Linked DNA regions of Homo sapiens: region 1 is linked to region 2. Evidence: read pairs that join two places in POLR2A ChIA-PET (ENCODE). Cell type or tissue: Panc1. All regions are shown on one strand. Links, peaks and the distances in the headings refer to the core of each region. The heading gives the core; the rest is flanking DNA.

Region 1 (8,108 bases), core at 1,062-6,061, 1.7 Mb before region 2:
ATCTATTGTAATTTTGTTCTTGAAATGCCCAAGTGGACTCAAATATTTTTTTCTTTGGAGAATCTTGGCCTTGTTTTGCTGCATCCCAGCCAATTGTTTAGCAAAAAAACCTTGAGCTCACTGGCATTATTTATCAAAAACAATCAGGGAGGAATGCCTGAAGGACACATAGTCTACTCTTGCAGGAATTCCTTTCTTTTCTTTTCTTTTTTTTTTTTTTTTTTTTTTTTTTTTTTTGAGACGGAGTCTCAATCTGTTGCCCAGGCTGGAAGTACAGTGGTGCAATCTCGACTCACTGCAACCTCCACCTCCTGAGTTCAAGCAATTCTCCTGCCTCAATCTCCTGAGTAGCTGGGATTACAGGTGTGTGCCACTATGCCCAGCTTTTTTTGTTGTTGTTTTTTGTATTTTTAGTAGAGAGAGGGTTTTGCCCTGTTGGCCAAGCTGGTCTTGACTTCCTGATCTCGGGTGATCTGCCTACCTGGGCTTCCCAAAGTGCTGGGATTACGACTTGAGCCACTGTGCCTGGCCTACTCTTGCAGAAATTCTAAAATGTACATCTAATTAGAGAGTTTACTTTCTATAATATTGAATTAACTGAACTGTACCTACTGGTAAAAATGTGGTAGATGATGCTATTTATATCATTACGCACTGTCCACATGGGATCCCCAGGAAGAAATTTTTCTCTGAGCTTAGTAGTAATCACATTTTCACTTCTCAGAATCTGACCTGCCTGTATCTTTAGGCCCTCATAGACTAAAATACCCACCAGGTTCACTTCTTTATGCTGGTGGTTAGAAAGCTTTCAGTGGAATTTGTGACCCATCTGTAACAGTGTGTAGACCATACATTGTGTTCCTGGCCACCTAATGGTAATCATTTTATCTTATTCCTATATCCATCTTTTGATTGGTTCTACCTTTATTATATATATCCTTCCAAGCTGCCTTCTATCCCTTCTGCAGTACAATGGTACATAAATGAAAACCATAAAAATGTAAGCAGAGAGATATGATCCATGCCCACAATGTGATTGCCTTCTTCAAAGACATTGTAGGCAAATGTCCAGGGTTTCTAAAGCTTTATATAATACGAGAACATTGGGCTAAAGAGTGAACACTTTTGAGTACAGCAGACTAACACTATCTCTCATCATTAAAAGGCGATCTTCGTGCTGCTCAAATGTAGCTTTCATAATACACTGCCTTGACACAGTCTAGCAATACAATTACAGGAATCGATCCTTTTTTCCAACAGGTTACAGTCCTAAAATGAAGAGGGCCTACTATGAAAACATTCATGAAAAGTGAAATCTTTCATTATTGGTATCTTCTTTTTACCTGGATTTATTCACTTCCTTGGAGCAGTAGAGAATGACTAAATACATCAGATAAAGATAGGCTAAATAGCACATAAAGAAGAGCATGGTTTATATTTACTTTTAGGAAAAAGAGTTGTAATGAGGATGAAATATAATTTTACCTTGGATTTTAAGAGACGCAGCTTTTCTTTTTTCTTTTTTCTTTCTTTTTTTTTTTTTTTTTGAGGAGGGTTTCACTCTATTGCCCATGCTGGAGTACAGTCGCATGACCAAGGTTCACTGTCACCTTGATCTCCTGGGCCCAAGCAATCCTCCCATCTCAGCCTCCCAAGTAGCTGGGACTACAGGCGCACACTACCATGCCCAGCTAATTTTTAACGATTTTTTTGTAGAGATGGGGTTTCACCACGTTGTCCAGGCTGGTCTCAAACTCCTGCACTCAAGTGATCCACCCACCTCGGCCTCCCAAAGTGCTGGGATTATAGACATGAGCCACTGCACCTGACTAAGAAGCAGCTTTTGAGCTCTTAAAATTCCTATTATTGAACTGTAGAATTAGATTTTCAGTTATATGTAATTTTGTTTTAAAAAGAAGCACAATTACTATCTTACTTAAAAGAAAACATTTTCAAAACTATTTTGCATCTTGTTCCTTTTTAATGTGTTCTGAAGGCAATGTATTTTATTTTACTTTAATTAATTTTTTTAGAGACAGGGTCTTGCTATGTCACCCAGGCTAGAGTGCAGTGCTGCAATCACAGCTCACTACAGCCTCAAACTCTTGGGCTCAAGCAATCCTCCTGCCTCAGCCCCTCAAATGGCTAAGACTACAGGTACGCAACCACCACTCCCAGCTAATACTTCTATTTTTTTTTTTTTTTTTTTTGGTACAGACAGGGTCTCACTACGTAGCCCAGGCTTATCTTGAACTTTTAGCCTCAGTGATCCTCCTGCCTTGGCCTCTGAAAGTGCTGGGATTACAGGTGTGAGCCACTGTGCCCAGGCCTGAAAGTACAGTCTTTTAAAAAATCTGCCTCCAATTTCTTTCTTCTAGCCAGGGTCTAAGTGTGAATGCTTTTCTTCAAGCAGAGTCTTTCAACTATAGCAAATAAGGCTACTTGTCAAACTATTCTTATAGACAAAATATTTTCAAAAATATTTTCAGTACAAATTAATTTACCATGCTGTTTTTATCTCAGATTTGATATTTTCTTCAGAAATGTATAATTTCAGTTACAAATACTAAGATATAAAAATGCTTTGTATATTTTTCTGGTAAATATAGCTGAACTAAGATTACATTTCTAGAAAACACAATTAATAAAAATCTTCTGGCCGGACGCGGTGGTTCACGCCTGTAATCCCAGCACTTTGGGAGGCCGAGGCGGTGGATCACGAGGTCAGGAGATCGAGATGATCCTGGCCAACATGGTGAAACCCCGTCTCTACTAAAAATACAAAAAATTAGCCAGACACGGTGGTGGGCACCTGTAGTTCCAGCTACTTGGGAGGCTGAGACAGGAGAATGGCGTGAACCCGGGAGGCAGAGCTTGCAGTGAGCCGAGATAGCGCCACTGCACTCCAGCCTGGGTGACAGAGCGAGACTCCATCTCAAAAAAAAAAAAAAAAAACTTCTGACAATTCTCATTTTTTGCTCCAAAAATATTAGTTTAACCTCCACAGATACCTGTTTTCTTAAGCATGCTGGGTATGTACCCATGGAGGAGTGTCTGTTCCAAGTGATAAGAAGGGATCTGTGTGTGTTGGCTGTGGACTGGGACTGTCCCTTAGGGACTGCTAATGTTTGATCTGGTGAGTAACAATCACAAGTTTGAGGGAAATTTTCCCTTGGATATGTAAACTCCTAGATTTACCACATATATACATATACCTATATATATATGAATATATATATGAATATGTATGTGAATATATATGTGTGTATATATACACACACACATGCATGTACACATATATACATATACATATATGTGTATGTATATATATGTATGTAAAGTAAAACAGAATAGTTATATCCAAAGAAAAAAAAATCTGAAAAGAATAATTCAAAACGTGCGAGACACACTGTACTTAAAATGTACTTGAAGGCTTGTTTCTGTAAGGGTTGCCTAAACATCCCTAGGCTCTACTCTTCAGGAATCTTATTTCCAGGCACAGTGTCCTGGAGCATTTGCAATTTTTCAATTGGAACTCTCAGCACTTTACTTTAAAAATAGTCTAAAGTCAGAAACTGAAATAGTGATCTATTTTTCAACCCCCAAATTGCTCCTTAGTCAATATAACGCTGAACATTTCTGAACAAAGGATTCTTAAGGCTGGCTGTGGTTCAGGCAAGTCCTAAACTTATTAAGGGTAAAATAAGTTATTCACAAAAGAAAAAATATATAGTCTATTCTCAGTTGGAGAAAGATCTATTTTCCCCCAAAACTGAATTATGTATTAAATCAGTTCAAATTTTATTTTGGACCATTAATCTGTAATTTAACATAGTTGTTAAAATAAACGGATGTTTCAGTCTATTTTATGTCAAGTTGTTTACTAGAAAAATAATTCAATGGGTAGAACATTTAAAATATTGTTTTCCCTGTGTGCTTACTTACAAATGGATACATGTTGTACTCTTGGCAAAATTTACTTGTTACATTTTAACAATGTAATTGCTGACAATAAACACATTAGTACAAAACAATTTCTATATCTTAAATCACAACTATATTCCTCCTGCCACTTTTAGTAGGATAATGAATATTTCTATAACTAGTTTTTAACAAGTTTCTAAAATATTTTTAAGCCCATACGAAAGAAAAAAAAGGCTTATGGAATTTTTCTTTAAGAACTACATATTATATTTCACAAATAAAGCTAAACAGAAAAATGCAGATCAACATTACAATTCGCAAGTATTGAGCATTTAATGACCTCCATTTCTAGAATCCACTTCTTAGAAGATGCCACCAGTTCATATTGACCCATTATACATGAAACTTCTGCCTGTAGGATTGCAGTTGACAAAGCCTGAAAGACCACATTCTAGAAGGTACTGCTAAGCTTCATTTGTCCTTACCATAGCTGACTGCCATCAAATTGCCATCCAGAACTGCTTTTGGGAAGCAGTTCCTCCGCAATCTTTTCAACAGATTCCCTGTTTTAACATCCACCTGTGTTACTGAAGAACAGTCTGACCCGGATTGAGCCATGGAGCAAATAATAACACTAACTGCAGCTCCAGACAGAAAAAAAAATAGGAGTTCATTTTCCAGACTCTTGTGGGAATACAGAGCATGTCTGCTGAAACCGAATCCAAGAGTTCAATGATACTGTAGACTCAAGTATTTCTTTAAATTCCACGTAATAGCTTTTCCGTTCTTGGTGTTTTATAACACACTTCTGAGCCATGATTCAGAAAGTGAGGGAAATTCTCTGTCTTTCTCTCTCTCTCTCAAGTTGAGTTATATAAAAATTACAATTGTAAGGTGAAGCTCTAACAGAAGGCCACAGGAGTTGCTATATGTACTGTTCTCACTGACCCATCACTGCAACTTAAGTCAGTTCATGTGGACTTTCTTTGAGGGAACGCCATTTCTTTAGGCATTAAATCTAAACTTCTTTCCTTTGGGTTTTGTTTTGCTTCATTTTTGCCAGACTCTACAATCCGCCCTAGAAAGCCTGAGTATTACATCTTCATTCTGTCATTTTCAACCCTGTTTTCTCTCTTGACAAGGATAGACATGTTATTTTGCTGATATCACTGTTGAGTTGTATGAGGCCTTCTCCCTTTATGCAGGGGCCACCAGAGTAATCAGTTTTATGTAGCTGCCACTTCATACTACTGTATCCTAACAGCAGACATGCTAGCAATTCTCTTCAGTTTAATTCAATAAATTGGCCACATGGGTCTATTTATTAGCTGATATTGGCCTCCAACATCTAATATAACAAATATTACCGAAAAGAAATAGGGTTGAAACTATACCTAAGATTACAGAGGGAAATAGTCAAGCATCTGAGGAAAAGATCTTGTTTTTCCCTGCTATTAAAAAACTTAACTGTAAAAAACACTGTATGTAGTTCTATAGACGGCATGCATCATCAGGCTGTGAGTACAGACACGGAGATGGTTCCTTTAAATAAACACAGGTGTCAGGACGCTTAAGCATGTAAATGGAGGTCACACCTTATTTTTTCTGTAAGCTTAAAGTCTTAAAAAGTCGTGGTCTGGATCAACAGGAGCAGGGGCTGTATCAAGGCATGGTCCATTCCCTGCTCCGCATTTGGCTGGGAAAGACTTGGTCCTTGGCTGGATCTAAAAAGTGCCCTAAAAAAAAAAGCCCTACTTTATAGCAGTGAATAGTAAACTGGAGATAGCATGTTGGAATACAAGTCTTGAGAGAAGGTGGAATCCTCTATGAAAAAGAGAGAGCCTCAGAGAGGGGAGACAAGAACCCAAGAATCACAAATGTTTTGTTTCTCTGCAAGAAAGAATGCCAAGGTGCAAGACTATCCCGTTCTCTTATTCCAAGCTGCCCTCATGTAATGAATGCTCTCAGCCACTCACTCGAATACGTTTCTTTTGAAATTAGAAGTAAAACCTAACACTTATGTTGCCAACTTAAAGAGGTTTGGTTGTATTTAAGAGCACACGGATATTAGCCTCCAACAGTTTTAAAGAAGCTAAGAACTGACATTTATCCAGGACCCACTATGTGCCAGGGCTACCTACCATGTTTCCTCATTTGAATTCCATAACCACCCATGGTGGTGTGCATTATTATGTTTACTTTATAAATGTGAAAGTTGGAGCCCAAAGATGAGGAGTAATTTGTTCAAGGCCACACTGTCTAGAACATGGAGCAACCAGGCCTGTCCAATTCCAAAAGCCACGTTCTATCTCAAAAGCTTCTTTTAGAATATTTGATACAGTCCTCATAGAGATTTATGAAATAGAATTTTATCTTGAGAAACTAAGAAACACAGAAGAGAAGCTTTCCTCATCACTACATCTGGATCCAATAAACTTAAAAATATTTTTTTAAGATACATTACATTTGGTTTCTTTCTCTTTTTAAATTTGTAGTCCAAATTATCCCCATCCTCTCAGCAAAATGAAATAGTAACCTCTATGATAAATTATGAGATTATCTATAATGTGAAATCATCATGAAGTCCAAAGAGAAAAGAAATGAAACAACTATTATGTTTTAAAACTTGAAATATTCAAGAAGGATACATATAGAATATACATTTTTAAAAAATTAATTTTTTAATTAACAAAAATTGTGTATGTTTATGGCATGCAGCATTATGCTTTGAAATATGTATACATTGTGGAATGGCTGAATCAGGCATATGGCTTACCTCATATACTGATCATTTATTTGTGGTGAGAACACGTAAAAATATACTCCTTTAGTTTTTGAGTATACGAAGCACTGTTATTACATATAGAGAACAGAATATACTATAAACATTCATAAAGGGCAAGCTGAAAAAATTACATTCCTTTATTTCATGGTAGTTTTAAATTTTTATATTAAAAACTATTATATTAAAGCTTTAAAATAAAATGCTATATTACAAGGGTCTTTATGACTCAAAGAGAAACAAGGAAAATTAGAGTATATTTCATAAAATTTAAAGGAAAGCTCTTTTATTTGAAATATATAAGAAGAAAAACACATTATATTTCTTTAAGAGACTTTAGACCTTCCTCCTTGAGTTTTTGTTTTTCATGTGTCCACTTTTTAAATGTTTCCATTTCCTCCACACACATATTTCTGAAGAGTTATGAGCAGGAAGTTTTCTCACGTATTTTCCCAAGTAGAAAGGCCTCCAGCTGCACACAGACTTTCCCATTGCCCCAGTATTAAAGTTCTGGGTAAAATTTTAATTACTAATTTAGGAAAGATGAGACATTTTAAAATTTAATACAGTTTGCCCTTTTTACAGACCATGTAGAATAAAGCCTCAGTATGCTTGAAAAAATCTCTTAGCAACTGAGAGCGGAGCTGGCCAACAATGGATGATTCATTGATTTAGCTTGAGTGTGCAGGAATGTCTGCCAAAAGGTCTGAATAAACTCACATTGCTAGACACTATGGTAAAATGTACCCTGACCTCTTTTAAAACTCTATCAGAGCGGAAAGTTAAACTTGCAGCTTTCCAGCAATTCACTGGCATCTGGAAACACACTTGAATTATAATATCTTGCTTTTATAACAATCGATAGATTATTATTTTCACCTAATTAGACAATGGCTGCTACTAATTGGAGGTTTCTAAGGGGACACCACCGTGCTTTTAAGCACTAAAAATAATGGTTTCCTATTCAATTTAAATCTGAAAGGAGGCTTTTTGAAATCCCAAACTGAAAGAACTGATTGTTGGTTTTTGGTAATATTGACCCAAGGGTTATGAAACATTACCCTAAACAATAATTTGTGCATTTAAAATTGGTAAACATTATGTAACAGATATCCCATGTCTCTAAGTTTATGCATACATGTAAAGATTATATATACCAGGACATCCTAGCTTATATTTATATAAAATTCAAAAAGCTCGGCTCTTTTGGTTACATCTATCATTTGTCTCCTCAACATCCTTTTTAGGGGCAAGTATTATTTCTCCTGCTTTAGAACTGGAAGACCACGCATGTGGAATTTTAAATTGTTGGCTTGCATTCATAGGTATTCAAATCAAGTGCAGGCCCGGGCTTACAAATGGATATTCTAGTTTAAAATTGAGTATTAGACGCATTGCACTA
Region 2 (8,108 bases), core at 1,921-6,920:
GACTCTTTCTTAACTACTCCTGTGCCCCCTTTTGAGGGCCTGTAGGGAATTCTGCTATGCCTCTGCCCCATACCCCACACAACTACTCTAGGGCTGTGGGAATTCTATGGGGCTGTCACAGGCCTCTCGATCTGGGCACACCCGGAATCACTTTCTACTCTGCTGCTCCTGTCCATGCTGGGCACCCAGGAAACAGACAGTGGTGTCTTTGCTCTTCCATCCCACAACCTCTTTTGTTGTTCTCTTATTCCCCTCCATCCTCCAGGGGGCAGCAGTAATGCAGCTCTTTCTCAGGGACCCCACTGAGGAGTCCTCTCTTTCCTTCTGCTCTCCTTTGGAGACTCCATCTCATCTTGGGTGGCAAGTGGGGTGGATACACCAAATCTTTTATATCTTAGTCAGACTTCACTTTTGAATCTCAAAACTCAAACAGTTGGATCTTGGGTGCTTTAGTTCCACTGGGACAACTTTTCTTTGACCTAGAAATGCCACATGTGGGAGGGTCACAACACAACAGTGACACTAGTGAATATATCTCTGCGTTGTCCCCATATGCGGCAAATGGGTGCAAGATGCTGCCTGCCACTCACTGTGCAAAGACTACCCACACCAGGAAAAAGCAGAGCCTGTGCTCCATGAATCTGCAATCACGGGCATCTAAGCTTAGAATATCCCACTCTGTTGCAAGTGAAAACATGTAGGTGTATCTCTTTGGCCCAACTCAAAAGGTAGATGTTTTCTCCCTTTTAATACAGTCACTTGGCAGTTTCAGCTTTCTATGAACATTCTTCTGGAAAAGAACCTCAGCTCGTTGTGTAGTTAAATTTATTCAGCATATAAATCTCTTAAAATCCATGCCCTTAAATGTTTATGGTCATGTGGGATATTATCAGTGTCAGAGATGGGCAGGGTTGAAGGAATTTGGGGTCAGACTACTTTCTTTTAATCTTCTCCAAACATTTTAGGTTTGGCAAAACTTGAATTGCATTTTGCCAAGCCCCTGTGCCTGTAATTTGTAAACCCCTGTGTATTTTCAGTTAAATGTAGTCCATATGTTTCTGATTGATTTACACTTAACTCATCTAAACGTTGTTTTGTTAGTGTTATTTGATGTCCAAAGGGCCTCAGAGCCTGTTTACATCTGTCTAAGCTGCTCGTTTTCCTCCCTGAGACTCAGGAAGATCTGTTTTGCCAAGAGTAAACTAAGTCGAATACTGCACCGCCCCTCCCCGCCTCCACCCCCTAGGATTGGATCAGACTTGGGTAGAATCTGACAAAGAGCTGAGGAAGTTGCACTGGGCTTTGAAGTTGACCAAACACTCTACCCTACATTTCACCAAGAGGAATCAGAGCGCAAAGCCTCCCCCTTGGGGACTGTGACCAATAACACGAATACAGAGACCAGATCCTAGGCCAGGCCAACTTCCCAGCCTGGCCCTTTTCCTTATGGCACTGACATTTGGCTGCAACTAGCCACCACCGACCTCAATAGGCCCGTCCCTTACAACTCTTTCATCCAAGCTTCAGTGGGAAGGGTGGAATAGATTTTATACAGTGAATGAAAGCAATCAGGCCTCTTGCTAGATCTGTGGTAACAATCTCATAAAGCAAGAGTGTGGTTTTAAAATGAAACAAAAGAAATCCTTAGCTAGTGCCCCATTTCACTGAACCTTAATTTTAGATAGCTTGCATTTGCCTTGCAAATGAGTCCACAAATTACCAAGCCACAAGCATTTAAAACCATCCTGCCCACTGCCAGAAGGAGTATGCCTGGCAGAACCAATGAGGCTGGCCCCCTACTGCTCCACCACAGTAAAAGTGAGTTATAGGAGTGATGCTTGAACTGAGATGGCATCCCACAATTTTGGAAACATGGTAACTAGGGATGGGGACAAACTGCAACTTTATGATTCAACATTGAGGGAAATGGCGCTTTGTTTTGAAAGAAGCGCAGTGGCTCACGCCTGTAATCCCACCACTTTGAGAGGCCCAGGAGGGCAGATCATGAGGTCAGGAGATGGAGACCATCCTGGCCAACATGGTGAAACCCCGTCTCTACTAAAAATACAAAAATTAGCTGGGTGTGGTGGCGCATACCTGTAATCCTAGCTACTGTCGGGGCTGAGGCAGGAGAATCACTTGAACCAGGGAGTAGGAGGTTGCCATGAGCCGAGATCATTCCACTGCACTCCAGCCTGGCAAAAGAGCCAGACTCCGTCTCAAAAAAAAAAATAAAATAAAATAAAGCAGCACTTTAATGTGTATTTGGTCGTGTTCAAGCAAACTCTATTTGGAATGGAGGTATTTGAGACAAAGAGGAGCCAAGTAACTCTGTAAAATACTATGACGGGTTGTCTTCTCTATATGCAGAGTTGCATCTCAGAGATAATTATTTCATTGGACTTGGAGGACCCTCTGGGAGATTTCTCTCTTTTTTGGACCCCAAAATGTATCAGGGAAGCCAGATTCTAGGTAGAAGGAACATGGTCAAAGCATTTGGGGAAAAGCAGGCTGGCCCCTGAAATGAGGGACAAATTAGGAGTTAAGGACGAAGATAGTTAGGACTTCCTATCTCTGAGGTTTAACCTTTCTGTTTCTATTTTGTAATTCCCTTCTGCTATCTTTGAGCTTTCAGAAAATTTCGATCAATATTATAGTTTGGTCTTATGTTCTGGGAGACTAAAGGAGGGGTATGGTTGTATGCAGTGGGGGAGCCAGCGACCTGGAGAAGCCAAGGGTGACTTAGAGGCAGTGGAAAACTTGTCCATCCAGGGCAACCTGATGTGGCAAACAGGCCTGATCTTTGGAACGTGGATGCATTCCTGGGTGATTCTTAGAAACAACTGGGGTAGGAGAAGCTCACTAAAGACTGGCTTTCCTGCAGCCTCCTGGGATAGGAGCTAAGGTTGTAGCTGTTTGCATGTTAAGGGAAGAGTCGAGTCTTGAAGGCTGAAGAACTTGGGGACATGAGTATCACATCAGTGTTAACTCTGGTGGGTGGCCAAGTGGCCATATTTGCATGTCTCACTTTCAAACTGGGCAGCAGTGGTGCTATCACAAGTTCCCTCCTGCTGGAGCCTCTGCAGAAGGCCAGGCAGGCTGCTCTCCCACAGTCACGTGAGCAGATGTCCTCTCCTGCCTCCATGAACCATCCCGTTTGGTTACCTGGACGCCATTATATCCCCCTGCCCCACCATAGTGCTTTCTCTGAACTGCATTTTAGCGTGAAGCCATCAACCTCCACTGAAGGCTGAGAAATGCGTCTCCTGTAAGCATGTTGTTGAAGCTGCCATTTGCAACCTTAAACGTCTCCTTTTGGTGGAACTCTAATTAGAGAACTTCTTCCTCATCTTCGTATCAGAAGGAGAAGTAGTTCAGCTCCTCAGGGCCTGGCTTTTTTTTTTTTTCTTTTCTTTTCTTTTTTAAGTCATAACTTTTTAGAATTGCGGTAAAATGCACACGACATAAAATTTACCATCTTAACCGTTTTTATGTGTGTAGTTCAGTAGCAGTCAGTGCCTACACTGCTGTGCCACCATCACCACCATCTATTTCCTGAACTCTTTTCGTCTTCCCAAATGGAAACCTTGTACCCGTTATACAATAACTCCCCATTCCCCTTCTCTACACTTCCTGGCAGCCAGCGTTCTACTTTCTCTCTCTGTGAATTTGACTCCTCTGGGTACCTCCTCTAAGAGGAATCAGACAGTATTTGTCTTTTTGTGACTGGCTTATTTCATGGTTCTGGTTTGTTATGATCACTGAATTCTCTAACAAATCAGATGTCTCTCCTCCCCCATTTTTTGCTTTGCCATGGCAGCTAGAAAACAAAGCCAAATCTCTGCCTGATCCAAAATAAGCATATGTGCTAGAAATTTTTGATGTAGCTTCATCCTTTATTCCATTTTTTATTTATAGTCTTGTGTTTTTTTAAAAATTGCTGACCCACCTGTGATTTATTAAATAGTTCTTTATACAAGGCATCTTTAATCTTCTTTGTAATGAAGAAGAACGTACATTTAAAAATACAGGTTGAGTAGCCCTTATCCAAAATGCTTGGGACTAAAAGTTGCTGACCCACCTGTGATTTATCAAACAGTTCTTATAGAAGGCATCTCTAATCCTCTTTATAATGAGGAAGAATATATATTTAAAAATACAGGTTGAGTAGCCCCTATCCAAAATGCTTGGGACCAGGAATATTTCAGATTTAGAAAATTGTTGGGGATTTTGGAATGTTTGCATTATAAAATCTGACTCTGAAATGCTCCAGTGAGCATTTCCTTTGAGCATTTTGATGGCACTCAAAAAGTTTTGGACTTTGGAGCAGTTTGGATTTGGGATACCTGAATTTGGGATACTCAGTCTGTATTAACAAGTAGTTGATGGAGGGATTTAGGGGATTGGGTCAAGCACGTAGTGAAGTGGGTTCTCACAGCCGATGTGAGGCTCATCCAAACAATTGCACCCATCCTTGCCCCTGGACGGCACCTCCTGTTGCAGGTGCAGGCAGTGGGGCTGCTCTCACTAATCTCTTCTTCCATGCTGACCCCCTCCGCTCCAAAGTCAATGAATTCAGATTGCAAATTAGAAGCCCAGGAACTTTTCTTATAACTAAATGTACTGGTCTAAGCTAGTGGGTTTCTAAAAGTATTCTGTGTCTTGCCGCCAACACCTTAGTCTTTTAGGGACCCCAGTAAACACTTTCTCTTGGAAGTTCCTGGCATCCAGGAATGGGTTAGCCACTCTGACCAGTGGGCTTTCACGGGTGAGATTGGGCCTGAGGCTGGGCTTGGAGGTGAGGGATCTGGCTTGAAAGATGAGGACTTCTTATTTAAAGCCAATACTACCAAGCCAGGATCTGAGTGCTTTTCCTTGGAGTTATTTTTCCACACTGGAGAATTGTTTGTGACCATTAGGCCCTGAGGAGTCAGTTTCTTTTTGCTCATCCTTGAGTGACCACTTAAGCCTGAACTAGTGCTGGGTGGGGTCTGCCACTGGGCCTTCCAGGGGCTTCTCCTTCATAACCTTTACCACCTGGCAAACCCTGTTGTTACACTTAGCTAACTTTATTTTATTATTATTATTATTTTGAGACAGAGTTTTGCTCTTGTTGCCCAGGCTGGAGTGCAGTGGCATAATCTCAGCTCACTGCAACCTCTGCCCCCCAGGTTCAAGCGATTCTCCTGCCTCAGCCTCCCGAGTAGCTGGGATTACAGGTGCCCACCACCACACCCTGCTAATTTTTGTATTTTCAGTAGAGACAGCATTTCACCATGTTGGCCAGGCTGCTCTCGAACTCCTGACCTCATGATCCACCTACCTCGGCCTCCCAAAGTGCTGGGATTACAGGCATGAGCCACCATGCCCAGCCCACTTAGCTAACTTTAAGGAGGACTGGTCCGTGCAGGCCATGAGGGTTGAGTACCGTGTTTGCAGTCAGGAGACTCAAAACCTGTCCCTGCCATTCACTAGCAGCATGGCTTTGAGCTAACTGATTCACGTCTCTGAAACTCCATTTCCTGCTCTAAAAGAGGGATGATAATACCCTTCTTTAAGAGTTGTTGTCAGAGTAAGGGAGTAACCACAAAGTTAATAACATGTTGTTTTTACAATAATTATTATGGAGAAAACTGATTATTAGACATTATCCCCTGAATCCAGCTCTTTGCAGCAACTTTGTGCTTCCTCCCTTGACTTAATTTTTACAAATCTCAGAGAATTAATGCTGAAGGACTTTAAAAGGTCATCTGGACCACGGTTCCCAAAGCTGGCTGACATCAAAGTCACCTGCAGAGCTTTAAAAGGCATTTAAAGTGGAGGCCGAGGACTCCGTATTTTTAGGTGGCTTTCCTGGTGGTTTGGCTTTGTCTATAGACGTACGTTTGAGCTACCCCTGGTCTAGACCCTCTCTCTGCTATTTGCCAAGAACTCTTTTCTGCTATTTCAGGCAGGTAAAAACCCATCCTGTGTTTACAGTTTTCACTAAGCAGGACTCCACACCTTGCTGCAGAGTTCATATAGTGTCTAATATCCTCTCACGGCTCTACTCTTCCCTTTGCATTCTCTGCTTATGTCTCCAAAGATCTTGAATGGCTTGTGATGACTGTCCTGCCAGTTTCTTTGTCTCTCAATCTGGTTACTATCATGATCATCTCCTTTGGGAGATGGGTTCTACCATTTATCTCTTCTCGTTATTCTCTGAGGCTAGAGGTTTGCTAGACTCTAACTTCAACTCTTCATTCCTTCCCCACACTTTCTCCTGTCTGGAGTTTGGGTTTATTTTTCTTCCTGCCTAACTATTCCTAATATACTAAGTCAATAAACAGATTCTCTGTGGTTACATATGGCAAACAGCTGAAATTTACAGTTGAGAGTAAAATTTCCTCATTTGGGAAAAAAACCCATCATTTCACAGATTTAGAAAGTGGTCATTCTGATCTCCAGGGCAAATAAAAGTGTTTTATAACCTTCCACAAAAGCTTATGCCTTGATTAAATTTTTATTATGAATTATTAATTAAACCAAGGAAATGCAGAGGCCTAAACCGTTGCTTAAATTTGCTCCAGATTGAGACACAAACCAAAGGCGGCAAGAAACCCTGAAGGGGAGGTTTAATGATGAGCAACACATATAAAACCATCCGCACGCTTTCATCTGCCAAAGGCTCCAAACCAGCCATGTAAATGAGCCCATGTGCCCAGACCCGGACAGAGGCTGGCAATGGGCCTGGAAGAAACAGGACCTCCCTGGCTTCTCTCTCCTGGGGGTCTGTGTTTGGGTTGCATGGGGCACTGTGCCATTAGAGACACAGGGGCTTATCTACCTCATGGAGCAGCTGTAGTTAGAGGGAGTAGCTGGTAGTAGAGCAGAAAAGCAGCCTGGTGTCTTGGAAGCTGAGCCAGAGGTCAGGAGAAGTGGGTCACTGCTCTCTGGATGGAGTGATTGATCCAACCAGAGCCAACCAATACAGTTGTGCAGGTTACCTGGAGCCTGGGCCCAGTGGGTGCTGACATCCAGCTCATCTCCTACTCACCACGCCTTGCTCCTTGCTGTAGAGCTGCACCCACTATGAGGAGGGAGAACCTTTTTCTGACTTGAACAAGGGAGTCACATGGCCTTGCTTGGAGGCTGACAGTGTGCGTATGGCGTGAGTGGGAGGGATGGGGCTGCATTCTTCTTTTTCTTAGAACACAGAGGTGTTGTTTGGGCAAGTGGTAGCCTAGAACTGAACCAGTAGATACTGGGGATGCAAACCTGAACAAGACTCTCATTCAAAGAGCTCACAGTACCTTGAGGAAGCAGACAGATATACAGAGTATTCTAACACGTGGGGACAAGGTGTACAGGACATCTCTATGGGTACCCACCCAGATGGGACTGGACAGTGGGGAATCAGAAGCTTTCTTGGGGATGATGTCTAAATGAGTCTTGAAAAGTGGAAGGGGTTGGGATGAGGGTGTAAAGAGTGAGAAGGCACTGAAGGTAAACAGAACTGCAAGATCAAAATCATGGAGGATGAAGGAGCATGGTCCAAGAGCTCTCAGGGAAGACGTGGAGATCCTGTGGGGGCTCCCCACTTCATGTTGTTGCAGTTGAAGACATTTTCAAGTATGAGCAGTTATTCAAATATGAACTAAGCGGGTGATACCCATTCCCTTCCCCAGTGACCAAGACTGGAGGGCTTGAGAACTCCAAGTTCCCAGCATGATGCTTGGCGTTTGAATGCTACTTTCTTCCCCTTCCTCACTTCCTCCTGCCCTTTGATTTTTAATATGAAAACATTTTAATATGAAAACATAAAATATATACATCTGTGTATCTTTCATAACATTCAAAAAAGAGCTAAAAAATGTGAAGTGAAGGGTAATAGCATGATGCTTTGGCCATGGTCGGCTCCCCATGATTTTGTGTCCCCGCTTCTGGGCTGGCTTCTTACAGCGGATTGCAGCTGTGCCCCAGCAAGAAGCTGGCCTCTCTGGATCAATCACTCCAGAAGCGCAGAGGAAAGGGGAGCTTGCCTCAGTAAGCAAAAGTCACCATTATCTGATTATCTTTAGGGATTCCCTACTATCTGGATAGCTAGTCATGACTAGAGAAGATTCTGC

The links. Peaks named below come from ENCODE experiments on the same cell type or tissue, not always from the same donor. Only the 100,000 strongest peaks of a DNase experiment are listed, where the experiment ranks them.
Region 1: POLR2A ChIA-PET joins it to region 2 with 13 read pairs; 2 of 35 experiments call an interaction of 5 or more read pairs at or near these places.

The regions. Positions count from the first base shown.
Region 1 is chr1:85,399,972-85,408,079 of GRCh38, forward strand. All of the region lies in intron 1 of DDAH1 (dimethylarginine dimethylaminohydrolase 1), which reads right to left. Among named protein-coding and RNA genes, the nearest start is that of DDAH1, 61 kb to the right of the region's middle. In Panc1, for the core only: CTCF peaks have their summits at 4,459 and 4,668; no DNase peak of the experiment used is centred there; H3K27ac peaks cover 2,612 bases.
Region 2 is chr1:87,120,706-87,128,813 of GRCh38, forward strand. No RefSeq gene overlaps it. Among named protein-coding and RNA genes, the nearest start is that of LINC01140, 5.0 kb to the right of the region's middle. In Panc1, for the core only: no CTCF peak of the experiment used is centred there; no DNase peak of the experiment used is centred there.